2 separate regions of the Homo sapiens genome follow, and region 1 is linked to region 2. Evidence: read pairs that join two places in POLR2A ChIA-PET (ENCODE). Cell type or tissue: MCF 10A. All regions are shown on one strand. Each heading gives the region's core, and the rest is flanking DNA. Links, peaks and the distances in the headings are about the cores only. Region 1 overlaps LINC-PINT (long intergenic non-protein coding RNA, p53 induced transcript). Region 2 overlaps LINC-PINT (long intergenic non-protein coding RNA, p53 induced transcript).

Region 1 (16,527 bases), core at 4,441-12,440, 52 kb after region 2:
TATCTTTTCATATTTTTTCTGAAATGCATTGGTACACTTGCCACAGTGTACATTATACTTGAGATTTATTTGGGTTCTATTCAAAACCAATGAGGAGAATAGCACAAGTGGGTGCTAAGAAAGAGGCACCCCTAGGAGCTCCGTCTAGCCAGACTAGCAGCAATCGCCCCTGTGACAGGATTCACTGGTTTGGGGGAGATAAGACCTGGAAGATGTGTTAGAAATGACCGGCTCATACGAAAGGTTTAAGAACCAACACCTGAGAATGAATTCCTTTAAACTTTGAAATAAATAAGAGTTAGATTCAGTACAGAAAAGTAGAAACCCACTTAATTGCATTCTTACATGTTTTCTAGAGAAGGAAGAAAGAGATGGAGTTTGAATGAATTTGCTAAGAACTGTGTTCAGAATGCATTAGGGTATCAAAGTGGAAAAGAGGCTATCTGTAGCATAGACTATGGACTATACTTGAGCAGCAGGAGAAATGAGGACAGACAGCAAAGCACAAGCAGTAATGTTTCCTTCATGTGTTTTTTCCCTTCTTTTCTCTCCAGTGTGAGTCTTAATCTCCATTATGGATGATTGTGGCATTAACTATTAAGGGTACGATACAGTTGGGATTAGGATTCTGGACCCAGACTTCCTAGGTTCAGATACTGGCTCTGCCTCTTAGGCAACTGACTTAATTTCTTAGATTCTTTATCTGGAAAACAGGGATAATATTAGTATCTACCTCCATGGGATTATTAAGGGGATAAAATGCGTTAATGATGTAAAAAATACTTAAAATACTACCAGCACATAACAAGCACTCAATATATGTTAACTATTATTATATGACTGTATTTCATGGATTTTTTTTTTTATTTTCTCAAATTTTATCCTCTCCCCATAACCCCTTGTGGGGAGAGTAGGGACCACACTGGGTGAATGAGTGAATAATGACTTGCATGATATCTTTAGAATTGTTGATGATTAATGTAAATGCATCTTGATTTGTGGGTTGGTTTCCAAGTTAAGGACATAGAAGCATAGCACTGATTAAAATTAAATTCACACAAGATCCACTCACCTAATTTCAAACGTGATTTTTAATATTCTTTTTCTTTTTTTTTTTTTTTTTTGAGACGGAGTCTCGCTCTGTCGCCCAGGCTGGAGTGCAGTGGTGCGATCTCGGCTTACTGCAAGCTCCGCCTCCCGGGTTCACGCCATTCTCCTGCCTCAGCATCCCGAGTAGCTGGGACTACAGGCGCCTGCCACCAAGCCCGGCTATTTTTTTGTATTTTTAGTAGAGACAGGGTTTCACCGTGTTAGCCAGGATGGTCTCAATCTCCTGACCTCATGATCCGCCCACCTCAGCCTCCCAAAGTGCTGGGATTACGGGCATGAGCCACTGCGCCCGGCCTTTAATCTTCTTTTCTAGTAGTCCATTTTTCCTGGAACTCACAGAAAGGATTATGTTTTACATCATGGAAAAGTATATGCAACACATACACATATATGAAACTACTTTATGAAAAAATAGCTGCCCCACTAAATGTGAACTCTTATTTTCTGTTTTATTCTAGTCTGTTTCATCTTCATAAAAACGCTGCTTTCAGTGCACTGGATTTATTTTACAACCCACTAATGGATTACCCTACAGTTTGAAAAACATTGCGTTAGACCAGTTTGACTGTTGTCAAGAACCAAAAAAGGTACCCTTGATTATAACCAAAAATCCCTTCCTGTTCATTCCCTTCCCTAACTTCCCCTGCTACTGGAACTGGAATTCACCAATCTTACAGACACACACACACACACACTCACACTCACACTTTAACATGTCACCAGCCTATTTAGTAAGGTCATAGTTTGTGTTGTCATTTAAAAGACCATATTTATAATATTAAATGCATAAAACTCATTACTGTAAGATAGGGTCCAATGATCATTTTCAGTAAACAGTTTAAAGTTAGCTATGTTAATAGTAAAGGATTTTTCAGATTCTGATATCTTAACATCTACACCCCTCTTCTCCTCCACAGTTAAGTAAGGAATTAAGAGTGTCATGCAGGAAAATGATTTTATTCTAAGAACAGAGCCCTAGAGGCCGTGTTGCTTTATACTGAGCTGTCCATGGGCTCTGGCTTGGTCCTTCTTGGCCAGCACCATGTTTGGGAGCTAACTCCTCCTGCTCATGCTCTACGACCATGAAGCCGAACACACACCACCACTGAACTCTTGACTTTGGGCTCTCATCAGTTGAATCACCAGCCAGACCAAATGACTATCTCTTTGAAAGACTGACCACTAAATTCTTACCACATTTGCCACACAAGGCCTTCCCAGTTCATACACGCTGGCTTTGCACACATCCCATTCATGCACATGGCTGGTCACACACATCACCTGCCTTTGGTCAGCCTCTTGTCCTCTGCTTCACAGAGCAGCCAGGTTGTCCTGGCTCAGGTCATATATCCAATCCAGCACCTTTTCCATCTAAGTTGGGAAAACTTTCAATATTATGTTCTTTTCTCTTTCTGCCTTTTTTTGAGGTTGTCTTGTTAATTCCATACATACTTTTTATCACATTTCTTCCATATTTCAAGTAAATCTGTTTCTCTTTCTAAGCTTTTTTTCTTTCTTCCCACTTTGAGAGCCCCCAGTGGTATTAGTAATTTTGGAGAGCCCCCAGTAGTATTAGTCATAGCGGATGAGCTTAAGAGTAGTGATATAGCCTGGTGCTGTAGTACATGCCTGTAGACCCAGCTACTTGGGAGCCTGAGGCTGGAGGACCACCTGAGCCCAAGAGTTCAAGTCCAGCCCAGGTAACATAGCAAGAACCTATCTCTTTTTTTTTTTCAGATGGAGTTTCACTCTTCCTGCCCAGCCTGGAATGCAATGGTGCAATCTTGGCTCACTGCAACCTCTGCCTCCCAGGTTCAAGCGATTCTCCTGCCTCAGCCTCCCATGTAGCTGGGATTACAGGCATGCACCACCATGCCCGGCTAATTTTGTATTTTTAGTAGAGACGGGGTTTCTCCTTGTTGGTCAGGTTGCCCTCGAACTCCTGACCTCAGATGATCCGCCCGCCTCGGCCTCCCAAAGTGCTGGGATTATAGGTGTGAGCCACTGTGCCCAGCGACCCCATCTCTTTAAAAAAAAAAAAAGAGAGAGAGAGAGAGAATAGTGATATAATTGTATCAAGGGAAAAGCACATGATATATTTGGAGGTAAAGTAAGGCATAATAACCAGTGTCATCAACTTCCAAAGCTCTTGAGAGTCTCAGTTGGCTTCCTCCTGACTAAACCTTCTCATATTTGCATACAGATAAAATCATTCTTAGTTATTATTTTATGCTTTATATAATTATTAGTATTGCAACACAATTAAAATATATATTTCATTTGGATATGTAATATTACATATAGGATACATGATATGAAATAAGTTTTGTGAAATGACCTGGGTACTATCATTAGCAGCAATATTCCTAAGGGAAAAGTAGCCTCAGTCCTAAACCACAAATATATGGATACATTTTGGGAACATAAGCAAGTATTTGAGGACTACTTTAATGTCATTATTTCTCTCGCCCTCTTTTTTTTTTTTTTTGAGACGAAGTCTCACTCTGTTGCCCAGGCTTGAGTGCAGTGGTACGATCTCCACTCACTGCAACGTCTGCCTCCTGGGTTCGAGCAATTCTCCTGCCTCAGCCTCCCAAGTAGCTGGGATTACAGGCACCCGCCACCACACCCAGCTAATTTTTGTATTTTTAGTAGAGACGAGGTTTCACCATGTTGGCCAGACTGGTCTCGAACTCCCGACCTCAGGTGGTCCGCCCGCCTCAGCCTCCCAAAGTGCTAGGATGTTATTATTTCTCTTAACCATGCTTCTGTTTTTGGAAAGAGGTTGACTATTTTTAGATAACTGTAAGTCCTACTACAGTGCTTCCATAATTATTTTATTGTCAATAATAAATTAAAATGGAAATCATAGGAAATTGAGAGTATTCTGAAAGCAAGGATATGGTTAAACATGGATTTTGAAAAGACGGTTCACTTTTATTCCTTCTGTGTACATGCTTCTGACACTTGCTTGGATATAAAGTTCCCTTCTTTTAAACACTGTTTATTCTATGGGACAGTTGATTACAGAACATTGGGACCTTCCCTGATTCAGGTTAGTGGTCCCAGGTGACCCAGGATAGCTGCTTCACTCTGGACATTTTCTCTTACATACATTTGAAATGTGACGGCTTTGCCAAATGAGACACATTATCTTTTTTAAAACTGAGAAACAGCTCGACATGGTGGCTCACGCCTGTAATCCCAGAGCATTTTGGGAGGTCGAGGTGGGCAGATCACCTAAGGTCAGGAGTTCAAGACCAGCCTGGCCAACATGCTGAAACCCCCTTTCTACTCAAAATTCAAAAATTAACTGGGCATGGTGACAGGCACCTGTAATCCCAGCTACTCGGGAGGCTGAGCAGGAGAATTGCTTGTACCCGGGAGGCAGAGGTTGCAGTGAGCTGAGATTGTGCTATAACACTCTAGCCTGAGCAACAGAGCACGACTCTGTCTGAAAAAAAGAAACAAACAAAAAAAAGTGTTATTTCTGAGAAATAACACTCAGAAAAAGAAAAGATTATTAAACTTTTGTTAGCAGAAGAAGTACATATTGCCTCTTCATGAAGGAATTTCAGTCTTTGTTCTCTGTGCTGACCTGATATTATTAATAAATTTTTTTGATAATAATTACCTAGCAGCACTTTAAATTCATTTCCCATTTTAGAGCTGAGGTATACACGCACACACACAGGCACACATACACAGTGTACAAATATATATATATATATTTGCTTGAGTGTTAATATATAGTCCAAAGCTTACTGTCCCCTATGTAGCAAACTAATGCTCACTAGTGGAAGTGAAATTTGGCAAGGGATCTTAATCATCAAGATGATATTCTCATTCATTTAAACTTTATATCTCTGCAAAATTTTGTGTTTCTAAAATGACCTTGAACTTGCAAATATATTAAAGGTGTTGTTTCCAAAGGGATACAGATGGAAATTATAATTTTCATGTCAGGGTCCACACTGGCCAAATATGTCCCAGAATTCCTAAGCTCAGTGTTGCACGTAGCATGACTGGACATGACTTTGAAAATGTTTCAATGTATGCCCCACTTTGAGACGCAAAGGCATGCATAAAATAAAATGATAAAGTATTAATTTAAAAAATCATCAACGTCTGAGAAAATAGAAAACAGAGCCTTTGGGGTTTGGCAGCATTGCCTCTGTAGCGACCCTGGGGGTGAGTTGAGAAAGTGGGCCCAAATAAGGAAGGCCTGTGGGCCCCGCAGCCCACCCGCCACAGCAGCGAGCATGTGAGGATATTGGACCTTCACCCAAGATTTCATTTAGGGGAATACAAGGGGTTTTAGTGCTAACACAATTTGAGAAACACTGCCCCAACAGATCTGCATTTACCTATTAGGCAAAACACTTGGAATACCAAATGTACCAGATCCGCTCATAGTAGTAAGTCAGAAGTCAGCTTCCTTCCCCTTTGTGTTAGGATACCACCATGCGTAATCATCCTGAAACAAAGGTGCGGGGGAGGATTTGGAAAACTTGTTCCTAAATAAGCTGTTTTCTAAGTTGAGCTCCCCTTCTCTAGAAAGTTTCCTTAGGAACATTATGCATATTGGAGACAAAGATAAAACCCTTTTTATTAAAGTAAAAAAAATGTTGATAGTTGTTGGTGATGTCCAAATAATATTTTCAAGTCATATTATAATGATGGGGTTTCCCCCAGTACTTTGGATTGAAATAAACGGGTTAGAATGGAGAACAGATGACAGGAGTCTTCTCTGAAATTTCTGAGAGGCCACACAATCTTAGGTTGAATAAAGAAGGAATAAGAATAGGAAATACGGGGCCGGGTGTGGTGGCTCATGCCTGTAATCCAAACACTTTGGGAGGTCGAGGCAGGTGGAACACCTGAAGTCAGGAGTTGAAGACCAGCCCAGCCAACATGGTGAAACCCCATCTCTACTAAAAATACAAAATTAGCCAGGTGTGGTGATGGGCTCCTGTAATCCCAGCTATTTGGGAGGCTGAGGCAGGAGAATTGCTTGAACCTGGGAGGTGGAGGTTGCAGTGAGCCGAGATCGCGCCACTGCACTCCAGCCTGGGCAACAGAGTGAGACTCCGTCTCCAAAAAAAAAAAAAGAAAAAAAAAGGAAATACGGAAAGATGATGATTTGTTTTAAATACATTTCCAACAGTATTTCTCTGTTTCCTTTTTTAGAAATCCTTTCTGTTCATAGGGCAGTTGGGGTAGAAATGGACACACTTAGCCAGCACGGCTTCTTCCGTGGAGGATGCACCATGTGTCCCTGCTGTGAGATGTAGACACCTGAGTTTGTGTGTTCAGATACTTTCGAAGAAGTTTTTTTGGTGAGACTTCTTTGGCAAAGAAAGCTGCATATAAAGTTGTTGATGCAGTGTCTGGAACATAGTAATGATCGATGCAGGAGGAAGATAAGGGGGAAGGTCCCTGGAGAGTCTCCCACCAGCCTGTGCACTGGGAGGAGGGGATGGAGCCTCAGGAAGTTCTCACCCTTTGCAGCTAGGAGCCTGGCCTCTCCTGTTCCTGGGTGGTGAGTTGGGATTCAATCTGTGAGATGGGGGCCTGTTCATAAAAACTCATCTTGCTTTGCTGAGAGTCTTTTTCCTTTTTGCCCAATAGATTCCATAACCCCTCACCCTTCAAAGGGTCTGTGTGCGTAACTTTTCCTGGTCATGTGACAAGAACCCAGTTTTTTCTACAATAGTAAGGAATCAGTGAGCATTAGTATTCTTTCTCTTTTTCTTCCTCTTCTCTTTGGCAGTATATTTTTCGCTTTCCAGCTGTAGCATCTGTTAGTGTAATATTCATATTTGCCCTCAAGTACTGCATTTTCCAGGTTTCTGCAGCTTGGACTTTTCTGTCTTGGTGGAGTGAAGCAGAGGTAGGTGGGGAGGGGAGATCAAGTGAACCCAGCCTGGCTCTCCTTTTATTTCCCTGGAGTTAGAAGCCACAAGTTGTCCTGAGGAGGCTTTGCTGTTCTTGTCACTCCTGACTTCAGCAGGAATCAAGGACAAAATAATTGAATGATAAAGGAAGATGGAAGCAGCTATAATCAGCTGTTCAGTTCCAGTAACAGGAAAAGTAGTCCTCAAACTTTAGAGGACATAAGAATGACCTAGGATGCCAGTTAAAATTCATTTTCCTGGGCTCCTCCCCAGAGATTCTGAGTCCAAACTTAGGTAATTCTTAGTTTTTAATGTTTTGGTTGATCACTAGTATAGCACAAAGATTAATATATTTTTAAGAGTTTTTACCACTCTTTGGTAAAGTTTGCTACCCTCAGGGAGCCCCAAAATTACGGCTTAGAATTCTTGGCTTAAAAAATGAGCCAAACCATCCCCATACCTATGTATGACTCTCGGGCAGTCATGTAACACGAACAAGCTTTGGCAGTGGTGTGAGACTTATTTGTAAATTGCCAGTGTCAACATAATTCTTTTCTCATTGGCATTGCCTAGTTAAGGAGTCAAGTCTCACTGTGGTTTGTTCTCTCTGTGGTTTCCGTAGGGTTGGGGAGAAGGCTACAGAAAAACGAACCCTTTCTAGTTTTGACTGTCTAGGGAGTAAAAAAAAAAAAGCCTGTCATCTTTCTGAATTAGGATATAAGACGCCTGCCCTGAAGGTGGCAAATCAGACTTCCACACGCATTGCCTTCATTTAGCCAATAGCCCGCTCTGAATGTGTATATTACGATGTGCAGTTTCATTCATCAAGGGGATTTCGGGCTCCAGCAGCACGCAGCCTCCAGTCTTGAGTGACTCCTGGGCTTTGGCTCAGCAGTAACTCCTCCATAAAAACAAGTGTGTGCATCTGGCTGTTAGAAGAATTCATGCTCATCCGGGTAAGGATAAACTGGAGAAATTATTCCTTTTTTTCCCTTTGGGTGGTTTTGAGGTTTTAGAAAAATTGATCCTCTCTTTGAGAAGAGTTCAGAACTATTTGTCTGAAGTTTTTCCATCCAAACTGCTTTATCGTATTATCCACTGTCTTACCCTTTTCCTGTGAAATCTACCCTCTTCAAAACATAGTTTCATTTTCAAATTTTAAAAGATAAGATTCCATTTTTCTTTCCGTGCATGAAACTTTAAAAATTAAATCACCACAGTTGCTACTGGCTTAGAAGTGGGGTCTTATATTTTTAGGAAGTATACTTTAAAAGTTAGGCAGAGGGGAAATCTATGTTTGCATTTGATTTATGAAACAGTGACTGTTACATTAAAGGGCGGATTTTCAGACATACTACTTGATCTGCTCTGACAAGCTATGAGCTCTCTCTCTCTGCCACTTTTCTCCCGAACTGTGTTCTAATGGTGGAATCAGCTCATCTTTTTTCCTTAGGCATGTGGTTTAGTCTGTGTACATTCAGCGCGGTGGCATTTTTCTTGAAGAAGTGACTAAGGCTTCTTGGATGAATTCTGTCTTTGAAAGAGGTAGTAGAATTGCATCAGAAAGGCATTTACAGTAAATGGCTACCCCCCCTTCCTGTAATGACCGCATGTGAAAGAATGCATTAATTCTTGTTTTGAGGAAATGAGAGTTGTAGAGTTCTATGAAAAACTCCCTTTTTTATCATTAGTTAGCCAGGTTTGAATGTTCACATTTTAAAAATCAGGCTCATTTTGTGCTATCTAAATAAAAGTCACAAAGATACAGCTTTCCACTCCATGTTCTATGTGGAGTAACCAATCATCCTGAACTCAAAAAGAGGAAATTATGTTGAATATGGCTACAGTTAATGGCATAAGCCTAAACTAAATTAATTTCTTCATAGTCTTTTTTTATATTAAGTTACTGTGCTTCCTAGCTATGTTGCTGATTTGTCCATCAGGATTTGATTCTCAGTGCGACGGACGATGAAGACTAAAAGGAAACTCCCATAGATGATCTGGTCAGGAGTTCTCATGGAAGCAGTACCGCCCCCTAGGTGACAGAGTGGAAATTTATGAGGGTATTCTGGTGGTACAATGAAGGATTTTTCTGGTTTTTTTTTGAGATGGAGTCTCACTCTGTTGCCCAGACTGGAATGCAGTGGTGTGATCTCAACTGACTGCAACCTCCGTATCCTGGGTTCAAGCAACTCTCCTGCTGCAGCCACGTGAGTAGCTGGGATTACAGGCCCAAGCCACCACACCCAGCTAATTTTTGTATTTTTGGTAGAGACGGGGCTTCCCCATGTTGGTCAGGCTGGTCTCAAACTCCTGACCTCAGGTGATCCGCCGGCCTCGGCCTCCCAAAGTGCTGGGATTACAGGCATGAGCCACCTCGCCCAGCCTAATGAAGGATATTTCATGAGTGAGAGCGAGAGAACTTAATGTCCCACAGTAGAAAAGAGATAAAGAATTGCCCTGTAGTACACATGACTTTCAGTTATCCTGTTGGACATTCGTGTAGGGAAAGATCAGTTTATAATTTTCTGAACCTAGACTTTATTTTTTCATAAAAATGCAAAATAATTTTTGCATACTTTTAATATACACAGAATAGATTCATTTTCATTCTCTGGTCCACCTATACTACTTCTTTCATTTTCCTGCACTTTTAATATGGAAAGCTTCTAATCTGACTTCTCTTAAATACAAGCTTCTTCTTTATAAGTAAGTTACAAGCATCTATTTGATTACATAGTTAATTGTACCTGAAAATTATTTATATAATGAAATGTGAAGTATTTTTTATTATAAATTGCTTCTTTTAGATTATCTTTTATGTACATTTAGGATATTCATGTTTTAAAGCTGCATGTACAGTAGTTAATATTATCAACAAATTTGATTTTAGAGTAGTAAATGGGACATGACAGAATTTTTTTGTCATATAAAGAGAGCTATGAGAATAATGGATAGGGTTTTGAACCAATGAACCAATCCGTGCCTCAGCGTTTAAGGAAGGAGGGTATGCAAATTACCCAGATAGGAGGGATGCTTATCTTCTTCATGAAGTTCCCCAGGGAAGATTTCACGTGTACCTCATTAATTTGTATTAGTATTTTGAAATCTTCATAGTAAGCTAGTTCTTCTGTATTAATATTTTCTAGGAGTCTTCATATGTCACTCTAAAAACATGACCGGGCCAGGTGCAGTGGCTCATGCCTGTAATCCGAGAACTTTGGGAGGCCGAGGCAGGTGGATCACTGAGGTCAGGAGTTCAAGACCAGCCTGGCCAACATGGTGAAACCCCGTTTCTACTAAAAATACAAAAATTAGCTGGGCATGGTGGCAGGTACCTGTAATCCCAGCTGCTCGGGAGGCTGAGGCGGGAGAATCACCTGAACCCGGGAGGCAGAGGTTGTAGTGAGCTGAGATCGTGCCATTGCACTACAGCCTAGGCGATAGAGCAAGACTCTGTCTCAAAACAAAACATGGCCAGGCACAGTGGCTCATGCCTGTAATCCCAGCATTTTGGGAGGCCATGGTGGGCGGATCACCTGAAGTCAGGAGTTCAAGACCAGCCTGGCCAACATAGTAAAACCTTGTCTCTACTAAAAATATAAAAATCAGCCGTGTGTGATGGCACACTCCTGTAATCCCAGCTACTCAGGAGGCTGAGGCAGGAGAATTGCATGAACCTGGGAGACAGAGGTTTCAGTGAGCCGAGATTGTACCACTGCACTCCAGCCTGGGTGACAGAGTGATACTCTGTCTCAAAAAAACAAAACGAAAACAAAAAAAACCTGTGACTTTTGGTTACTCCCCTTCTGTAGAAAAGATGAGCAGGTATTGAGAGAAGTAAACTGTAAACTTGCAGAGGAGTTAAAAACAGACTCAGGTTTTCTTGAACAGTGGACATGGTGGCACTGTCCCTTTGTCATGAACATAGTCCACATATGCCATTACAAACTGTTGACAGTACTGTAAAATATAACACATTCTAGGTAAGGTATTGTCTATATGGTAGATTAAATCAGAAATACAAAGGCTGGGTGTGGTGTTTCACGCCTGTAATCCCAACACTTTGGGAGTCTGAGGTGGGTGGAGCACTTGAGGTCAGGAGTTTGAGACCAGCCTGGCCAACATGGCAAAAACCCATTCCTACTAAAAATACAAAAGTTAGCTGCACGTGGTGGTGCACACCTGTAATCCCAGCTACTTGGGAGACTGAGAAAGGAAAATTGCTTGAACCTGGGAGGCAGAGGTTGCAGTGAGCTGAGATCACGCTACTGCACTCCAGCCTGGGCGACAGAATGAGACTGTGTCTCAGGAAAAAAAAAAGAAAAGAAAAAAAGGAAAAAAGAAGTACAAGTGTGAGGTTAAGTTACTCAAGCATGTGCACACATAGTGTTCCCTATTGTTATTTGAGGCTTGCATTTTTAATTTCATAGAGCTTTTTCTTGTAGTTCTTTTTTGTTGTTGTTGTTGTTGTTATGTTGATGTAATTCTCAAATATTTCCAGGAATACTAATAAATTGGGGGTTTTTTTTTAGTTTTTTTAGAAAAAAATCTTTTTCTTAAATATTCTGTTTCTTTTTTGTTATTGTTGTTTATCTTGGTTTTTCTCTTTCATGTTGCAGACTTTTAAAATATATATTTGATTTTCTTTTTAAAAATGAAGTGCCATTACGGCTGCCTAGAAGTTCTGCATGACAGCATCTGCCTCTAGCAGGCTTCAGCCTGGGTACACAGAGCCACCCTGAGCCCTCTTGCTGGGGAACTGCTAGATGTCAGAATGAGGAGGGCTTGACTGTGGGGTTCTCTTAACCACACTAGCTATTTAGTCTTCACCAGACGTTTGTTTAATTTTTTTTAGAAAATTATCTCCCTTTTCTTATTTTTGCTCTGAAGTGGGGAAGCTATAAGGTTTTTTTTTATAAAGACAGGAAGTAGTCATGAAAAGAATAATTGTTATTTCCAGACTTTTCAATTACTCTTCTCCTTTCTACCTTTCTTGTCACTTCTGTCACAGTTCTTACTTTTCCTGAGTCTGGAGCCTGTTTGGGGTCCATCTGAATAAAATCAACTCTTCACTGCCTTGGCAGTACCCGCTCAGAACTCTCCGGGCTGTAAGCTGCCTCTGCTCAGCTTCATCGCTCAGTGCTCTCCCCACATCCTTCTGGCTTCCTGACATTTGGTGAAATCTCTCAGGCCCCTGAAACTTGTTGTTGTTGTGGGTCTACATACCCCTTTTATAACCGTAGTGGGGTCTTCCAGGCGCCCTGACCGCCATCATGAAAGGAGAAGTACTTTCATTTGTTGATTTGTCAGAAATATATCTGAACAAGTAAATTGGAAATACCTTTAGTCAGGCATTTAGCCAGGAAAAAGATTAGATGGAGCATGATGACTGCAGTGGGTACTGGGGCTTGGGAAAACAAACCCTCACAATTACTGGATTGGGAGGAAACAGTGGGCTGACACTATTATACAAAGATACACTTTCCAGCCAGTAAAGACATAGCCATTAATCATAGAGCCCCATAAGAGGATCTTTTAGCTTTGTTGCTAGAAGAAAGTTGCATCTTGTAAAACATCCAACTTAGTCATTTAAAAAAATCTTTAAGTAGTGGTACTTGTTCCTGATCTTAATACAAATTAAATGTGGATACGCTTGCTTGATTTCTTCCCTGCCCTTTAGCATAAGAGCTTCTGAGAGAATTTCCTATTCTTCCCTTCTGTACTATTTATTTCTTGGGCTATAGACCCTCATACTCCCTCTTCTTTTCCTTATAAGAAGCAATTCACATTCTCTTTTCCCATCTCCTTTGTGGAAAAAATCTCCAAACCCTTGTTAATTATCCCTTTGTCATGTTCGTCAGGTCGGTCCTGAAAGTGTCAGCAGACACTGTGAAGATGGGAAAAGTAAGATGTTGACTAGTTCTTTAACTTTTGTGACACAAGTGGTGTCCGTTTGTGTCAGAAGAAAGCCTGAATTGATGTTTCCATCTCATGCTTCCCTCCTTTTACTTAGAAAGCAGTTTCTTTGTGAAAAATCCCTGGAGATCTTTCTCAGAGGTATTCCACAGTTAGGGCCAATTACTGCAACATGATGGAAGCTTTAGGTTCTTCTCAGGCCTAGCCTCATTTCTAGCACAATACTAGGAGGCTAAAATCTATCTCTAAAATTTGCAAAGTAATAGTGATGGATGTTAGCTATTTTTAATGTAGCTGCTTAGAGACAGTTGAAGATAGTAAGGGTCATAAGGGCCTTCTCCTATCTGACCTCTGTACCCCTGTAAGTTGTTTACCAGCTTAGAGCCTCCTGTACAGTTCTAGATCAAAGAGCAAGTCCTCTGAGGCCATGCCCTTGGAAGCAGAGATGGAGAGTAGTGAAATCTACTTAGCTCTGAGGGTGTGAGCTCCCAGGCAAGCAGAACACACTTGGGATTTTATTCCTGGTATTGACCAGAACATCTATCATCAGCCTATGCCAAACACCCCCTTTCCACACCTTGTTTCTCCCACCTATTTCGCATAACTTCCTAGAGATGAAGAATGTTTCTGAGTGTGGATTGTCAGATGTCTGCTGAAAAATGGTGGGCCTAAAAAAAACATTCTGTGACTGCAAGAATGTAGAACACTCCCACACTGGTTCTGGGACCTGGCCTATTGGTTGGCTATTACTGTTGAATGAGAGGAGAACCAGCAAATTCTTTCTTTTCCTCTGGAGGAAATACCTTGTATGGATGGTCCCCCAGAGAAGAGAGAGCCATGGCTAGTTGTGAACTGAAGTAATCCAGATACAGGCACCATTTGATGGGATCTAAGTGTGCGAATCAAATTGCATTCTTCAGGAGGACATGGGGATGTCAAGACAATTAAGGAAATCCTACCATCCCTCCATTTTAATTGATGTAAAATTTACATGCATTGAAATGCACAGACATTCAGTGTACTCCTGTTCCCAGACCCCAGTTAAGAGAGAGAACGTTTCTATCACCAGGTTTCCTCTTGCCCCATTCAGTCATTCGCCACCCTCACTGGCAAAAACTTTCTGCTTTCTATCATTGCAGTCTTGTTCTTGAGCTTCCTCTAAATGGAATCATGCAGTATATACTCTTTTGCGTCTGGCTTTTTTTTTCACGCAACAGTTTTATATAGTTGTCTGTATCATTCTTCCTTTATTGCTGGGTGGTATTCCATTGTATGAATAGACCCAATTTTAAACTCTGTTCTCTTGTTGACTGACATATTGATTATTTCCCCATTTTTGGCTACTATGAATATTAAGCTGCTGTGAATGAGTTTTCTCTCACTCTCACTCTTTTTCTTTTCTTTCTTTTTTTATTTTTTATTTTGAGACAGTCCCACTGTGTCACCCAGGCTGAGCTGCAGTGGGGCAATCTCAGCTCACTGCAACCTCTACCTCCCAGGCTTAAGCGATTCTCCTGCCTCAGCCTTCTGAGTAGCTGGGACTACAGGCACGCACCACCACACCTGGCTAATTTTTAAAATTTTAGTAGAGATGGGCTTTCACCATGTTGGCCAGGCTAGTCTCAAACTCCTGACCTCAAATGATCCACCAGCCTCGGCCTCTCAAAGTGCTGGGATTACAGGCGTGAGCCACCACACCTGGCCCACTCTCACTCTTTTTTAGGTTTAATTGCTGCACCGTACACTAGGTGTATGTGTACCTCTGTAAGAAACTGCCAAGTCATTTTCCAAAGTAATCGTACCATTTTACACTCCAACAAGCAATTTATGAAAGTTCCAGGTGACCAGGTATCTTAACATTGTATATTGCTGGTTTTTCTACTTATAGTCGTTCTCTTGGATATGAAGTAGTATCTCATTGTAGTTTTCAATTTGCATTTTCTAGATGAATCACATATACTTATTGGCCATTTGTGTATCTTCCCTTTTGAAGTGTCTGTTCAAGTCGTTTGAGTCTGTTTTTCTTTTGCCTGTTTTAAAATTGGATTGTCTTATTATTTTGGTTGGTAGGAATGTTATACATATTCTGAATAAAATATTCTTGTCAGAAGTTTATAATGCAAATATTTTGCCAGTCTATGGTCTACCTGCTGTTTTTTAAAAGTGTCTTTTGATGAGCAGAAGGTTTTAACTTTGAAATAATTTCATTGATCAAAAATGTTTTTCCTTTGCGAGGCCAAGGCAGGGGAAGATCGCTTGAGCCCAGGAGTTTGAGAGCAGCTTAGGTAACATAGCAAGACCTCAACTCTCTACAAAAAAATAAAATATATTTTTAAAAATTAAAACAAAGATTTCTATATTATCTGTATTTTTTGTTTCCTAAGTAATCTGCCTCCCCAGGATTGTGCAGATATTTCTCTGTGCCTTCTGTTAGAAGACTTATAGCTTTAGCTTTTATGCTTTAGTTTATGATCTATCTCCAGTTGATTTTTATATATGGGGTTAAGTAGAAGTCAAGGTTCATATTTTTGCATACATTTTCCCAGTTGTTCTAACATGGATTGTTGGAAAGACTTTCCTTTTTCCATTGAATTGCTTTGGCGCCTTTCTTGAAAATCAGTTTTCCATATATGTGTGGGTCTATTTCAAAGGAACTTAAAGAATGTTTATATAGACCACATGCGGCATGTACTCAAGTCTAGGAAATAACAGTTCACATTGGTCAACCCTCAAGTGACTGGCATACTCTTTAACTTCTATATCGTGAAACATTTATGTCAAAGATCACTGATAGAAGCTGTATGTGGTGGGAGGCATTTTTTGCTTGTTTTTTGAAGCTAACCCTGCTGAAGCCTCCAGAAGTTCCAACATTCCCATGTTAAATGTGATGTTCTTATCTGCACAGAAATAGACCATAAAAAGTGAGATCTAGCCTGAGCCTGCAGGCGACTTCAAGAAGAACAAAATTAACTTCACTTTTCTTATCTGAAAACTTGGATATGTGTGGATTCAAAAATGAGTGATTTGGAACTTATTATAATGAAATGTGGGCCAGACAAAAAATAAATACTCTTAAGAAAGATGTTTTTCATAATGTAAAGATGCTTGTAAAGGAAAAAATTGTTTTAATAACAAGTATATTGTATGCAAAAGTAGATCTGATTTTAAAGAAGCCTTGTCTATGAGTAGAATCTCTACTTGGAAAGGTTTTTGTAAACGGTTTGGTTGAGCATATTTATTTGAATATAGAACTTTCTTTCTTTTAAAAGATTCCTTGATTTGGAAACCAAAGGCTGAATAGAGTAGGAAATGCACCCAAATTATTCTGTTAGAAAGGTACAGTAAATGGTGATGCTCTCTTTTGATACCCTAAATTTTAGGACTTTGAATTTGGTGCTTTCATGGTGTGGTGGTATAGGGAAGTGATTAGCGCGGGACTCTGAGGCTGGGCTGCCTGGATTGGAATACCAGCTCTGCCACTGAACACCGGCGAAGGAATCGACGTTCTTGTCTCTCTCCCTAAATGGGGAGAATAAGAGTACGTGCCTCATGGTTTGGGTTAAAGTATACAAAAGGCTTAGAGCTGTGCCTGGTTCATAGT
Region 2 (16,527 bases), core at 4,670-12,669:
AACTATAGCAAAACAATTTTGGGCTTCTGTTCTCTTCCTTCTGCTGGAGGATCGGAGTCTGTTGCAGAGTGAGCGGCACCTGGCTCTTTTGTGCTGCATGAATTCGGGCACTTGCATGGGCCCTAGGACTTCTCACTATCATCTTAGCTGAATGCTGTGCCAGGCCATATACAGTAACCGCGTCTCTTAGCTGCTGAGCAGTTCTACACGCTGCAGAAATAGTACCCTAGAGTTTATTCTGCACACATGGATGGGGGGATGTTTGACTGGCATCTTTCAGATTAGAAATGGGCAGGAATTTCCCTGATAGACTGGTTTCACCATTACAGTATTCTGAAAGTGTGGTCCTCTGCAAGGCTCAGCAGTGCCTATGAGAATTATCAAGGTGCACTGAAGTGGCAGTTTTGGCCCCCTCTTTTTTTTTTTTTTTTTTTTTTGAGATAAGGTCTTGCTCGGTCACCCAGGCTAGAGTGCAGTGGTGCAGATCATAGTCCCCTGAAGCCTTGACCTCCTGGGCTCAAATGATCTTCCTGCCTCAGCCTCCTGAGTAGCTGGGACTACAGGTGCATGACACCACACCTGCCTATTTTTGAAATTTTTTTGTAGAGACAGGGTCTCGCTAAGTTGCCCAGGCTTGTCTGGAGCTCCTGTTGGCCTCTCCCTCTGCCAAGCCTCAGATCTGTTCTATTTAATGCCTCTGCATCACTGATTCTCTTCTTCACTGTGGAAGGGTTGCTGCCCACTTCCCTCCTGCTCCTTCAAAGCCTACCTCTACTCATCTTGTTACTCCTCTCGTTTTCTTTCCTCTTGTCTTATCTCTTCAGTTGACTTTCACGTCAAAATCTGAACATTTAGTAGGCATAATTCATTGATTTATGTTCCCGAGCTGGGCATTTGGGGATGGAAAGATTATGAGAATGACACAGCACTGCCCTTCAGGTGATCCTAAGAGAGAAACATCTCAATGTAGAATTCCAGTAGAATATAGTAAAGACTGCTACAGTCTATGCTGAGCATTTTATTTACATAATTTTATATAATCTCTATTTTTTATTTTTTTGATACGGAGTCTTGCTCAGGCTGGAGTGCAGTGGTATGATCTCAGCTCACTGCAATCTCTGCTTCTTGGGTTCAAGCAATTCTCCTGCCTCAGCCTCCTGAGTAGCTGGGACTACCGGCACCCACCACCACACCTGGCTAATTTTTGTATTTTTCCTAGGGATGGGGTTTCCCCATATTGGCCAGGCTGGTCTTGAACTTCTGACCTCAGGTGATCCGCCTGCCTCAGCTTCCCAAAGTATTGGGATTACAGGTGTGAGCCACTCTGTACCTGACCAGATAATCTTTAAAAATCTCCTCAAGACTGCCGGGGCTATCCTCATTTTACAGAGGAGGAAACCGAGGCTATGAGAAGTGAAGTCGTTTGCTCAAGGTCACTTAAACAGCAAGTCACAGAGTGGGAAATACAGTCTAGGTCTGGTGAGGCTGCAAAGCTCATGCTCTTAACTCCTGTTAGTACAAGTACAGTTTTCTGCTCTCCCACATCACCTTTTTCAAAGGGCTGATTAGATAAACAGTAGAATTCAAGTCCTAAGAATAGACTATTTACATATTGAATATTAGCTTTAAGTTTATAGTGAGGTGTTGGAGAAGTAACTAGCTAAAAGTCATTTGTGTAGTGCTGGGTTTTTTCTCCATTGGTTACGGTATGATTACTAGTAATGCAGCATCCTTAGTCTGCCTGAAAATTATACTAGCCTCATTTATTTTGTAATGCATTTGTTATAACTATGTTTCTCATTGGTAATACATTTCTAGCAAAATATTGTATTTGCCTACTGCTACCTTAAAAGCTAACTTCAAACTTAAGTCTTAAAATATTTCACAGCTTTGAAATTTTAAGTGACTTACAGCCGAAGGAGGAAAAAAGGGTTATCTATCGTGGAAGGTATGTAGGAACCACTTTATAGATCGCTAAAGATAATTTAGTCCGATTTAATCTATTACACTTATCAGGAAACTAGCACCTCTGCATCCTTCTGGGGAACCTAAAATGCTTATATCCAGGGCCTGGCACTAGTGATGTGAACCTGGATTCAGTTCTTTTTGGAGCGCTTCCATGTTATATGTTCTGACCGTCATAGTACTGTCTCCCAGTTTGACTGCTTTTGCTTCTGTTGTTTTACTCCAGACAAGGAATTCACAGTAGATGGTTCTGAGGGATGGTTCTATGAGAATTATTTATTAATTGATCTAATAAGTATGTATTGAGCACTCCTACCAACCAGGCCTGGCTCTGAGTGCTAGGGATGTGGTGGGGCACAGAACAGCATTGCTGCCTGTTTGAGCTTTTGCCCTAGTGGGTAGGGGGCACCCAGTAAACATGGGGTGCCATGTCAGGTTGTGATAAATGCTGTGAAGAGGTGCAAAGCCAAGTAGAGGGATAGAGAGTCACGTTTCGCTAAGTCTCCAGGCCTCTCCGAGCAGGTGACAGTTAGAGGAAGAGCGTTCCAGGCAGGGGGAATCACACCCTGGGGTGAGAGAGTGCTGGGCAGGTCAAAGGAGCACCTCTGTCAGCCCTCGTGTCACTGGAGCAGAGTGGGCAACAAAGGACAGAGCATTTGGAAATGGAATTGGAAAGGTACCCAGGGGTCAGTCCATGCAAGCCTGATGGGCTGTGATGGGCAGTTTAGATTTGACTCCCAGTGGCCTGAGAGGCCCTTCCTGGACAGGGGAAAGGTGTGTTAGGACTTTTAATTGTAAAGGGTTACTGGATGCTATGGGGGCAGCGGGAGTGTGCTGGGGACAAGAGTGGAAGTGTGGTGTGGCCCAAGTGAGCGGGGTGGTCCAGGTGGGTAGGTGGTGGCTGAGACAGGGTTAGTAGCATTGGGAGTTGGAAGAAAGGGTTAGATTGGGGATGTTGAAGATAAAGCTGGTATAATTTGTTGATAGCTCGGTTGTAGGGTATGAGAGAAAGAAGAACCAAGGATAATTCCAAGACTTTTAGACTGAACAACTAGGTAAAGGGAAGTGCTATCTACTGAAATGGGGAAAGTGAGGGATGTGCAAGGTGAATAGGAGGAGATGTTGGCAGGTGTTCCATGAAAAAAGGATTTCGTAGTCAAATTTATTTTGGAAACATGGTTCTAGAGCATGACCAGGGGCTGGAGTAGAGGTGGCAGAGGTGGCAGAGAGAGGGCTGAAGAAACCCATTTGTCTTTATCCCCCTACTTTCACCTCCTTACTACTAATATTCCTACCAGGGGTTGCTGTATGAGGGTGTAATAAGGGAGAACAATCAGCTAATTCCACTATTTCAGCCATTTGTCAGTTTAGTCAAACAATGGGTTGGTGATATTAATTGACCATAATCATAATGATTGCACCCATTGTCCAGATAGGTCCAGCCACTGTGTTTGATTGAAGCAGAGCAATCAAGTTTCCAGTCAAAGTCTCTTGAGGAATTTTTTCACCACTGCAGACAAGGAGCATAGCATTAACCCACAATGTTGAATTCCAGTAGGATGCTGAGTGAAAGTTCCTTGTGGGGAATATGGTAGGAAATAGCAGAACAAGATGAAAAAATATTCACAGAGAAAAACTCCAGAGCAACAGCTGGATCTGTGGCTGTGTTGGAAACATAAAGTGTTGGAGAGGTTAGGCGAGTTCCCTCATGGTCCCTAGGGTTCAGGACAAATTCTACAAGGCTTGTTAGGGAAAAGGAAATCTTACAAAGCTTGGTTGAGAACAGGGAGGAAGGCGGTCCACCAGGGCAGTTCTGTGTGACTGATGGAATGTTGCCCCTGACATTCATTCATTCATTCATTCATTCATTCATTCATTCATTATTTGAGACAGAATTTCTCTCTTGTCGCCCAGGCTGGAGTGCAATGGCGCGATCTTGGCTCACTGCAACCTCTGCCTCCTGGGTTCAAGTGATTCTCCTGCCTCAGCCTCCTGAGTAGCTGGGATTACAGGCACGCACCACAACACCCAGCTAATTTTTGTATTTTTAGTAGAGACGGGATTTCACCATGTTGTCTGGGCTGGTCTTGAACTCCTGACCTCAGGTGATCCACCTGCCTTGGCTCCCAAAGTGCTGGGATTACAGGCATGAGCCACTACGCCTGGCCTTATTTTTAATAGGTTTTTGAAGGCAAAATCCACATAACATAAAATCAGCCATTTTGAAGTGAATAATTCAATGGCATTTCAGTACCTTCACAATGTTGTACAGCTACCCTTCTGTCTAGTTCCAAAGCCTCTTTATCCCCTCACAAAAGAAACCCTGTTTCCATTAAGCAATCAGTCCCTATTTTTCCCTCTCCTCACCCCCTGGCAACCACCCTAATCTTTTTTTTATGGGGAACAAGAAAGCAGCTTTGACCGTGGGTGAACATAAAGGCTGCTTAGGATCGGGATATATGGATTTGGGATGGCTGTTTGCAGGCATTGCTTGGGAATGCCAGCATCCCTGTACCTGGAGACCTCAGTATCTGTGGGAAACCCCGGTATCCCCACACTCAGAGTGGAGGAAGCCACTGGGCTTGTGGGAAGCTGAGCTTGAATATGACCTCTTCCACTGGAATAAAGTGCCTTTGGCTTCCAAAGGAAAGAGCTGGGAGAGGCTAGTTGGTTGAGGCAACCCAGAGGGAGCTTCTGGGACCATTTTAAGGTAGTTCAGCTCCTTGCAGCACAGCAATGAACAATGAACAAGTATGGTTAAAGGTAACAAGGGAAGTGTCATTTCCAGCTTGCCTAGCATGGATTTGGCACCTCCATTCATTTGTTGGGGTCATCAAGAGATTGTGTAAACATGAGGACTTTGAATCACTAGTACATTGTTTCACACTGGAATTTATAATAGCCTAAGGTCCAGATACTTGGTTGCATATCTGCTTGGTTGGAAATGCCATTGTTCCAGCTATTCAAGAACCAGGCCAGGCACGGTGCCTCACACCTGTAATCCCAGCACTTTGGGAAGTTGAGGCAGGAGGATCACTTGAGGCCAACAGTTTCAGACCAGCTTGGGCAACACGGCAAGACCCTGTCTCTACCAAAACAAAACAAAACAAAACACAACCAGATTTCAGATGCCTAATGTTTCCATAGTACTTATTAAGCTAAGCGAATGGAGTGGAGAAAAATACAGAAAGGAGAAGGAATCTTTGATTTTTCCCTTTCTCCTTCTGTAATGGACTGAATGTTTTTGTCTTCCCCCAAAATCCCTATATTGAAGGCCTGACTCCCAATGCGATGGTATTTGGATGTGGAACTTTTGGGAGGCAATGAGGTTTTCATGAGGTCATGTAGGTAGGGCCCCCATATTGGGATTTGTGTCCTTATAAGAAGAAGGGAGACCCAAGTGCTCCGTCTCTCCCTGCCTTGTAAGGGCACAGCAGGCCAGGAGGAAAGCCCTCACCAGGAACCACATCTGCCGGCCCCTTGATCTTGAACTTCCAGCCTCCAGAACTGTGAGAAATAAATTCCTTTTGTCTGTGTCACCCAGTTGATGGTATTTTGTTAGAACAGCCCACGCTGGCTAAGATACCTCCCCTTTTTATCTGTTTGTTTAATGCATTGTACATGCCAGTTGTACACAATTAAATAAGTAGATCCAAGCAACACAGTGGTATTTAAAGTAAGTAAAAGTTTATTTTCTTCCCTCCAGTCATAATCCCTGGGAGGTAGCCATTTTAAGTTTGGGGTTTGTTTAGTCTTCTCGCACCATCTCATAAGGTAGTCATTAGCCACTTGTGGCTGTTTGAATTTAAACTAATTAAAATGAAATATAGTTAACCATTGAGTTCCTCAGTCACACTAGCCATATTTCAAGTGTGCCATGGCCACATGTGGCTGGTGGCTGCCGTGATGAACAGTGCAGACATAGAACGTTTCCATTCTTACAAAGTGTCCTGTTAGACAGCAGTGTTCTAGAGGAATTGTATTCCTATACAAACATATACACTGACATGGTTGGCATAACATTGTACATACCGTTCTGCAGTTTGTTTTTTTCGCCTAACAGGGAAACTGTTAATTTAGTGTGATCCACATGCAACGTCATGCCAGGAAAAATGTAAAACAGAATGCATAATCAAACATAGAGTTTGGGTAAATTAAAATTATTTTAATTTCAAATTTTAGAGGTAATTGCAACATAACTTGATGCTTGTTCCAACTTTAACTAAACAAATTATTTTTGGAACTGGTCCACTCAGCCTTGCATATGTTAAGAAAGACAATTCTTAGGAGATGTGCTTGGGCGTAATCTGCTAGGCTTACCCTATATATTCATACACAGTTCCTGTTATTCCTCTGTTTTATAAGAAGAGTTGGTATCTTTTTCTGACTTCCCACAATTCAGTGACCGCTAGGCACATGTGGCTATTTACATTTGAATCCGTATTTTAAATTAAACTGAAACATTCCTCAGTTGTACTAGATGTGAAGTACTCCTTAGTCCTTTGTGGTTGGTAGCTCTGGTGTTGGATAGCATGGATGGGGACATCTCCACTGTTGCAGAAGGCTCTGTTACACAGTGCCGCACTTGGTTCAGTTACATCTGTCGTTAAATGCAGTGACTTTCCACAGGAGAGAGATGGGAGAAGCGATAACTCCCAGGGAGGACATCGTGAAATTTCTGTGATTGGATGGAGAGCTTGCATCTTCATTCCCTTCCCACTTGAAGTTCTGATGCTTTTCTCGGAAGACATGTCTTCCAGCTGTCTGTTGAGAATTAGTGTTCCATAGTAAGTTAATTGTGGGAAAGAAAATTGGTGCCAATAGCTTTTCAGGGTTGGACTATTACTGATAATTGGTGAGGTCCATACATAGTTAAACAGCACCTATATATAACGGTAAATGCTGCTGTTCAATTTCGGCTCCAGAGCGTTTAGTAACATTAGTTACAGCAAGTGCTGATGATTACATTGAAGCTTTGTAAAATGATAAAAAATTAGAATATTGGAAATGCATTCTGTATTGTGTGCAAAACAGCATGTATTTATGCCACCTTTTATGGTTAGGAAATACGTAATCTAGAAAGATTCACAAGAAACAGAATACTTTGCTCTGGGAATGGAAACAGTACAAGAAGACTGGTGAAAAAGATTGACTTTCACCGTATACGTGTTGCTTCATATACTTTGTAAATATATGCTTGTTTTAGTAGTAGAAAAAAATCAATCAAATAATGAAGGAGAAATAAAACACATTCTTAAAATGTGCAGGATGCAGAATAGGTCATTTAGGAAACTAGGGTCACGTAGGACAGAAAGAATTGCACGGTTGAGTGAGAGCGTAGGGCTGGCTGCTTGTGGCCAGAGCGTAAACCCGCACGAGGCCGCTGGGCACACCTTCTCCTGACGCCGGCCCAGCATTTCTTAGCTTCTGGCTATTCTGCAACAATTAAAGCTTTAAAACTGTTTTTCTTACATAAATGTAATACGTTTTAGGAAAAAAGTATTTCTAGTACTGATTTTTTTTTTTTTAAATACAACCCTTTTTAACACTTGTAGAACACAACTTAGGAAATGCTGATTGAAACTCTTGGAAATAATTAGAACAGAAAGATGAGATTGAAAAGAAATTATTTTAGGTCTGGGTCACCCTGATTTAGCACCAGTCTGAGGCAGGAGAATGGCGTGAACCAGGGAGGCAGAGCTTGCAGTGAGCCAAGATTGCGCCACTGCACTCCAGCCTGAGGACAGCCTGAGGGCGACAGAGCAAGACTCCATCTCAAAAAAGAAAAGAAAATGAATCTTAGCGTTAATTGAGTTTAAGTCAAATTGTGACGCATTGTGGCTTATTCGGCACAGCCTGCTCACAGATAAGCCACATGTGCATTGAAGGTTCTCTTAAAAGTCCACACTGCTCTTTCTCCTCCCCCATCCTTGGCTGACAGGTACTGTCAGTGAGGAAGAGGTGGGAAGGACAGCAGGGTGGGGACGTAGACAGTGGAGACAGTGGCTTTCTTCCACCACCACGCCTCCGTACTTGTGCGTCCAGGAGACAGCAGCATCAAGATGGAGTGCCTGTAGAGTTAACGGTGAAGTGTTCCTTTTTGAAAACTGAACCCTGTAATTCAGCAAAATTAATTTTTCTGTTAAAGCAAGTTGCTGGGCTCTGTACCTTTTCAGGAAAGAAAACTAATCAGTTTGGGGAAAATGTATGTCCCAAACAGCATGTGCTATTAAGGAAATCTTGTTTGTTGTGGAAATTTAAGGCAGAGCTTCCCAAAGGCAAGGGTAATTTGCAAAATATTTAACTACTAGGACAGCATGGGAATCCAGTCATTCAGGGCGGATGCCAGCTCAAATAACTGGCATGCTGTACCAGTGCCTACAGGCTGAATGTTACTCCTCCTGGAAGCTGAAGCCACTGGAGATAGGAGATGAGCCATTACTGGGTTTTGTGGCAGAGCCTGCTGGTTGGCCCCCAGTGTCCATACTCCTGCTTTATATAGCAACCTGAGACCTACTTCATAGCTGGGGCCGTGGCAGCTATATGGTCATGTGACTAAATTCTGGTCAGTGGGAGGTGAGTTACCACGTGGGCCCTTCCAGGAACCTTCCTTAAGGGACAGTGTGTCTTCCTGCTTTGCCGTTTCTTCTCCGTCCCTTTCCCGTTCTGTCTGGAATGTGGAAGCCACCATCTTGAACCGTGAGGTTGAGGTCACACATGGGTGGACTGCCATGCTAACCTTCCTGGGCACTTCCCTGAGAAGGAAACTTCTCTTGTTTAAGCCACTGATATTTTGGGTCTCCTGCCACCCTGAGCCAAACCTAATTCTAATTAATGTAGGTTCCAATCTGCTAGGCAAGTTCAGCTTGATGTTACTTAAAACTTAACCATCCTGTGAGCTGGGTATTTCTGTTTTCCTTTAATGGCTTACGGGACTGGGATTAAAGAAAAATTAAGTAACTTGCCTCAGTACTTCCCAGCCAGCTAGGACAGCATTTGAATCCCTGTCTGACCTTTCTGAATTCCAGTCTCCAAAAGTTTAATCCTTGCTGTAGTGATTAACATGAAACTGAAGGAGGGCATGTGACACATGGTTTTGCAACATTCACGTTTTGGCAGAGCCCCAATTTTGTGGAATTTTTTTTTTTTTTTTTTATAAAGACGTTGGGTTTTTCAGAGAAATTCATTTGTGGCTTTTTGAAAGTGACAAACATGTTAACTGTATTTCAGTCAATAATACTTATCAGAAAAGCTTTTTTTTTGTTTCAAAGAATCCCACGTGGTTCCTCTAATTTCTAGTATTAATTGTAGTTCGCTAATTAGGAGAGTTCTGTGAAAAGAAAATAGTTGGAAGAGAGACTGTGGTTCATTTTCTTTAGTTATATCTACATTGGAGAACATTTCAAGACAATTAGGAATTTTTTTTTTTTTTTTTTTAGAATTCTCTATGCAATAATTCCAAAATGTTACCAATATTTATTACATGATTATGTAGAAATTAGGATGATAGTGGAATTAAGGCCATAAATTGTTCGGATTGTGACATGGGAGCAGCCACTGCAGCCAGTGTTTCTGCAAAGTTTAGTCAGAGGAGAACAGAGACCTAGGATGGCCCCGTGCTGTGCTGCTGGGGCCTGGGAGGCTGGGTGTTGGGGAAGGAAGCTGGCAGCGGATGCCTGGAAGGCCAGTGGGGCCCAGCAGGTCTGGGGAGGTGGCTAAATGGGGCCCAGTGCAAACTAGTAGCTGGCAGCAGAACCTGCAGTGGAGTCGAGGGTCTTGATCTGCAGCCAAGGCTCCTTCTGGTGGGGCCCTGAGTGGCCCTTCAAGTCCATTCATTTTTGTCCTCAGAGTGGAACACTTAATTGGCCACAAGCACAGCAAACTCCCAGTTGTTCCCGGGAACACAAGATCTGCAGGATTTGCCCTATGAAAAAGGATGCTGTGGCAACTAAGTTTGGGAAAATGCTCTGTTGTAATACCTCTCCTAGCAACTCACATGCCCTCTTAGCACTGTAAAAGTCTAGGATGTTGAGAAATTTGTTTAACTTTATTTAACCCAGTTTCTGAAACTGACTTAAACATGGAAATCAAATCTTTTTTTTTTTAATGTGATGACCCGTGGAACTACTACGTGCATTTTCTGACAAGCAGTTAACAGTGCTCTCGGAAATAGTTGTGTGAGTAGGTTGAGTTCCTGAGAAGACGCTAGATTTGAATCTGAGAGTCTGGGACTTTTCTTGCTGTCCTACTTGCTTTTATTTGCCAATCTATATTGTCTACACTTGAGTGTGCTTGCTCATACGTATTTCACAGAAGCAAAACTTTGATACTTGAGAGGCCCTTTGAGGTCATCTAGTTCTGCCTTCTCATTTGCTGGTTGAAGAAACTAAGGAAGGTTAAGTCACTTGCCAGAGGCCAGTAAGTGAGTATGCTGGAGCCATTCAGTGTGCCATTAGTCAATCTGAAGTGGAAATTACTTGAGTTAGTTCCTTACTTTCAAGACTTTCATACTGATATCTTGAGATTAGGATGGGATAAGAATGAAAGCATTGCTGTTGGATTTCCTGCCAAGGTTTGGGATGGGTAAAATGAGCAAAAGAAAGTGCCCTGGGTATAGATGGTGCTTAATAATAGGACTGCTGCAGAGGAAAGCAAGAATCCAGATCAAGACTGCCCCCCAAAATTAACTTATTTGTGTGTCTAAGAATGACTTAAAATAGGCTCCTATTGCAAAAGAATGTAGGAAGTGCGGTGGTGCAATCACGGCTCACTGTAACCTCGACCTCCCAGGTTCAAGCGATCCTCCCATCTTAGACTCCCAGGTTCATTCATTTTTGTCCTCAGAGTGGAACACTTAATTGGCCACAAGCACAGCAAATTCCCACAGGTGTGCACCACCACGACCGCCTAATTTTTTTTATTGGTAGCGACAGGGTCTCTCTGTGTTGTTCAGGCTGATCTCCAAGTCCTGGACTCAAGCTGTCCTTCTGCCTCGGCCTCCCAAAGTGTTGGGATTACAAGCATGAGCCACTGCGCCCAGCTGCTTCTGAGTGGCTCCTAAGCAATGAACTGATGAACAACTAAACAGATGACATTGTAGCTATTGCCACATTTCATAGCATGGCGACTACCTTGAGCCTGTCAGTGCTCATTAGCTGCAGGAGGTAACGCTTGTTTGTTTTTCATAGAGTTAAAGGTATGAAAGCATGTTTTTTGGAACTTTCTGCAAGGCCCATGTTATTGACGTCCTTAAGATCCAAATTATTTTGCATTAACTTAGGTTTTTTTCTCTTTCTTGGTGAAGTTAGTAGACCCTTGCTTATTGATTGGTATATGAAATTGGATCATTTTATTGTTGTGAGAGGTTCAGTTTTATTAAATATCAGAGTATCACCTTTCATACATTTTTTGGAGCTAATTTTGAGTGTTTTTCTTGTATTTTATGAAATACTATCTATAGTCATCTAACGAAACAATGCTGTTTTTCTGTTACAAAGCTTTCTGTTCACGTGTCTACATTTGAAGTTACTGCATTCAGAATGAAAGCCATACATCTGACCTCACAATGTAAGGATATTCAGTTTTCTTCCTGATAGCCTAGAAGAAGGAAAAGAATCACAAGGTTGTAGCATTGCCCTGTTTCTGTTAGACAAGAGAAGTCCTCTAATGGCAAACCCTTGATGGTGTGCAGTTTCCAAAGTCTGGTCCCCGTTGGAGCCTCTCACCTCCCATAGAGTTAAAGAGAGATTTGCCTCAGCAACTGGACCATAGCCATCAATGTCTATTGAAACTCCAAGAATAAGTTTAAATTAAACCAAACATGCAGAAGATGAGAAAATAAGTCTTATTTCTAAAAATAGGAGGCTTCCCCCCCCCCACCCCCCAATGGCTGTAGACCTGAGGGCTTTTAGTAAGTAATAATGAACTTTTACAGTAACTGTAATTTGAGTCAGATAGTTTTTCTCTGATTTATGCTACCAGAGTGACTCATGAGGGCACAGCATTTTAGAGGCTCTTTCTGAGACAGAAAATGTCTCTGACTTTTGTCAAGTAAGTAATTATTGATGTAGCGTGAGGATCTTATAATCTAGAAGAAAAAATTATTTATTTTCATATGCCTATTAATTTTCCATCTGTTGAACTGAAGCCAGGGAGAGATGAATGCACAAAGCTGCTTCACCCTTCTGCTTCCTCCCAGGCTGAGTCTCTACTTCGTGTGTCCCCTCTCGCTCCTGGAGTCCCCAGTCAGCTCTTAGAGGAATCCTTGGGAACCTTGTTCACATGATACTAAATGACAAAACCTTTTTTGACCTTTCCCCCTACAGACAGACCTTCCTCTAGTGTCTTTGTCCAAGGTTGAATGATTGCACTTATTACACTCGAGTGGAATTATTTACTTACATGTCTCTGTCCCTTTCTAGAGAGTGACTTCCTTAGAGCAGGGCCTGGGTGGTCTTGATTTTGTATTTTAGGTAGGACCAAGCACAGCGTCTGAAACACACAGTAAGCCTTTAGTAATTGTGAAAGTGAACTTCTCCACATAACAAAATAGTGCTTTGGAATTTCTTTTCATTATACTGCAGTGATTTTTGTCTTTTTGACTTCAAAGTCACTCGCTCTCAGAATTGAAAAAATTGAAAGAAATGATAGTATTCTTCATCATTCCTTTTATGAGTCTAGTGGACTCTCTAGTCTTCACAAACATAGGACTGATAACTTGTTTTATATTAATATTTTGTTGTATAAATACCTGTATATTTTGTGTTACTGTGTGACAAAACTGAGTCTAAAATATGTGGCTAGAAAATCTAAGAAACCAAGATGAGAATCTTCAATGATTTGTAGATTATGTCATCTTTATATCATCATGGTGTGAGGTGTTTTCTTGGATTGAGTTCCGCTGAGACAGAGATGTATGTTATCTGTTTGGAAGGTGAAAGAAACATTTTAAGGGAAGCGAGATAGGGAAACAATTGGAGCCTAACTTTGCTGGACACTCTGGGAGCCAGTGTAAGGACCAGGCCTCAGTGTTAGCCCACATGGGTCACTTACACATCAGCTTTGGCCAGTTGCTGACTGAGAGGCAGCAGCGGGGTGCGGCATCAATTTCCAGTGCTTTGCCTGCCATGTGGGCCCCATCCGTGCTCATGGTACCGCCCTCCAGCGGAGCGATGGCAGCCAGCTGCCCGTGGAGAGCCCAGCAGCAAGCCCAGAAATAAGGCCCAGGGACTAGGGGTGGGGGCAGGTGGTGTCAGGCAAATTTGTGTGCTTGCTTATTTGATGTTTCAGTCTCAGTCCTTTGAATCGTGAATTATCAAGATAGAGACTATTTGAAACATTTAAGAATTAGAGAAAAATAATAAGCACAGTATTTTCTTCTACTTGAACTGGGGCCGTTCTTCCTTCAAGAGGGAGAAGCTTACGAAAGATTATTCTGCCTGAGGAGACCTCGCCACCCCCTGCTTGAACTTTGGTCCCTGATCAATTCTGCCTTTGAATTCCTCCAATTATTATAAAGTTCTTCCTTATATTGAGTAGAAGTCTGCCTTATGGTGATACGTTGTATTTCTCAGACACGGACCCGGAAGTGGCGCCTTCCAATTCCTCCTCCTCTTCTTTTCTCTTTCGTCAGCAGATGGCGTCTTCCTTCTCTTTTTCTTTCTTTCCTCCCTCCTCTCTCCCCACCCTTGGCAAACATTTGTCACCAGGATGGATGCTGTTAGAAAAACGTCTCCCTGTGACATGTTGTCTTTTCAAAAGGACAAGAAGGAAAGGAGGAAACAGGTTTTCATTGCTTAAGGCACATTAAAACTGGCTGGTTCTCTCTAGCACATTTCTTAGACAAACACCCGTTTTCCTTTAGACTCAGAGCTGATATGTTATTGTAACAGTTAAGTTTGCCTTTACATTTTTATTCATGCTGCCTTGCAGGTAGATGGTTCCTTTTGACTTTTTTACGTAGATGGGCACCTTTTGTTAATTTTACCTTTTTAAAATACAAATGTAGGCCAGATGCAGTGGCTCACACCTGTAATCCCAGCACTTTGAGAGACCAAGGTGGGTGGATCACTTGAGGCCAGGAGTTCGAGACCAGCCTGACCAACATGGTGAAACCCCGTCTCTACTAAAAATACAGAAATTAGCTGGGCGTGGTGGTGCATGCTTGTAATCCCAGCTACTCGGAAGGCTGAGGCAGGACAATTGCATGAACCCAGGAGGGAGAGGTTACAGTGAGCCGAGATCATGCCACTGCACTCCAGCCTGGGTGACACAGCAAGACTTGTCTCAAAAAAAAAAAAAAAAAGTATTTTCTAGAGAAAAATCTTTTGATGTACAGATAAATAGATTAAAATGGATTTGTACTTAGTTTTGGGAGTAAAACTGGTAAGACAGTGATTTGGCCTAATCACTTTGAATGCAGACATCGCTGGACACATGAAGATTTAAAATTGGGCAGAGAAAAAACTGGGCAATTTTTTTTTCACCTAGATTCTTCCAGTATTATGGGCAGAGAATACATACAACTTAGTGAAAGATTGTTAGTGACTAGAAGGATTTAATTCACATATATTGTAAAACCAGACTGCATGTGGAACAAACTGTGTGTTTGAACTAATTAAGTATTCAAAGAAATATTTAATATTTCTTATTCACCCACCTTGCCCCCTTTTCTCCTCCTTTCTCGATCAGTAAATATTTACTGGATGTTTCCAGAATGTGAATGTTGCATAAAAACAAGTATATGAAATTGTCTTTGCTATCAAGGATAATATAACTGAACGTAATATATTAGCCCACTTTGCTGCTTTAGGAAGAATACTAAGGTGAGCCCAGTTTAATCTTTAACATATTGTTACCTCTCATTTCTGCTTGTTCAAATCCAAGCTGCAACTCAGTGCCATCTTCTTCATGATTATCTTTACTCCTACCCCTCTCTACCTCCATTCCCCCAAAAAGTGATCTCATACTCCTGTGAGCATCCTTAGCATTTATGCAGTCTTTTCTTTTTTTTTTTTTTTTATTATTATACTTTAAGGTTTAGGGTACATGTGCACAATGTGCAGGTTAGTTACATATGTACATGTGCCATGCTGGTGCGCTGCACCCACTAACTCATCATCTAGCATTAGGTATATCTCCCAATGCTATCCCTCCCCTCCCCCCACCCCACAACAGTCCCCAGAGTGTGATGTTCCCCTTCCTGTGTCCATATGTTCTCATTGTTCAATTCCCACCCATGAGTGAAAATATGCGGTGTTTGGTTTTTTGTTCTTGCGATAGTTTACTGAGAATGATGATTTCCAATTTCATCCATGTCCCTACAAAGGACATGAACTCATCATTTTTTATGGCTGCATAGTATTCCATGGTGTATATGTGCCACATTTTCTTAATCCAGTCTATCATTGTTGGACATTTGGGTTGGTTCCAAGTCTTTGCTATTGTGAATAGTTATGCACTCTTTTCTTGGACTTTGCTCTTTCTCCTTTGTCGTATAGTTATATTATAGTTGTTGACCTTGGGCTATCTTCATTCCTAACGTTCTCATTCTAGTACCTTGTGTAGAAATGCTGTTCACTAAATGACATATCGAATGGGTATTAAATTTATTATTAAGTGCCTTGGCTCTTAATTGGTCAGGCTTGGATTTCAGTCTCAGCTCTGCCATTTACTATCTCTGTGATTTTGGCCAAGTATTAACCTCTCTAAATTTCAGTTTGCTATTCTGCAAAATGGGAATGATGATAATGACTACTTGAAGGAGACTTTGTGAAGATGGATGATTTTTGCAACAGTGTAGGTAAGAGATAGTGCCTGGGCATAGTAGTGCTTGGTAAATTTGGGTGTGTGTCTACATGCTTTTCCAGGCTATATGCACAGACACACAGACACACATAGTGTATGTGCAGGATGCTAGGCACTAGAAGAAAGATGAAACCACACAAATCCTATGCTCATGTTGCTTAAAGAAGAAATAAAACTGTGTAAGGTAGAGGTGAGGTGTGGTGACTCACACCTGTAATCCCAGCGCTTAGGAAGGCTGAGGTGGGAGGATTGCTTGAGCCCAGGAGTTCAAGACCAGCCTGGGCAATATAGTGAGACCCCATCTCTACAAAAATTTTTTTAAAAAAATAGCCGGTCATGGTGGCACATGCTGGTGGTCCCAGCTACTCGGGAAGTTGAGGTGGGAGGATTGCTTGAGCTCGGGAGTTAAAAGCTGCAGTGAGCCGAGATCACTCCCCTGCACTATGGCCTGGGCAACAGAGCGAGACCCTGTCTTCAAAACAAAGCCAAAAAAACCGTGTAGGGTGGAAAATGATGGCACTGTTGGAGCAGCAAAGATGGAGTGCTGTGGGAGTTCACTTCTTTCTCCCAGAGATTGCGCTAGGCAAGGTATGGTTTATGGGAAGTTTTAATGCAAAAGGTGGCAGTTGTGCAGAAAGCAGAAAAGTGGGTAAAGCTTGAATGAGTGGAGATGGAGGCAAGAGAGACAGAGAAATAGTAAAAATATATATTTTTTATCTTTTCAAAAACTTGTTGTACATTGGAATTTTCCAGTCA

The links. ChIA-PET counts read pairs that join two places held together with the same protein. Peaks named below come from ENCODE experiments on the same cell type or tissue, not always from the same donor. Only the 100,000 strongest peaks of a DNase experiment are listed, where the experiment ranks them.
Region 1: POLR2A ChIA-PET joins it to region 2 with 15 read pairs; 12 of 35 experiments call an interaction of 5 or more read pairs at or near these places.

What each region holds. Positions count from the first base shown.
Region 1 is chr7:130,952,559-130,969,085 of GRCh38, reverse strand. All of the region lies in intron 5 of LINC-PINT (long intergenic non-protein coding RNA, p53 induced transcript), which reads left to right. Among named protein-coding and RNA genes, the nearest start is that of LINC00513, 47 kb to the right of the region's middle. RefSeq lists enhancers at 7,831-7,920, 8,474-8,563, 7,890-9,089, 10,908-10,967 and a silencer at 11,769-11,818. In MCF 10A, for the core only: a CTCF peak has its summit at 9,051; DNase peaks (open chromatin) are centred at 7,775, 8,505 and 9,015.
Region 2 is chr7:131,004,714-131,021,240 of GRCh38, reverse strand. All of the region lies in intron 3 of LINC-PINT (long intergenic non-protein coding RNA, p53 induced transcript), which reads left to right. Among named protein-coding and RNA genes, the nearest start is that of LINC-PINT, 97 kb to the left of the region's middle. RefSeq lists a silencer at 277-571 and enhancers at 11,639-11,768, 11,799-11,848, 13,518-13,617. In MCF 10A, for the core only: no CTCF peak of the experiment used is centred there; DNase peaks (open chromatin) are centred at 7,800, 8,360, 9,010, 9,900 and 1 weaker place.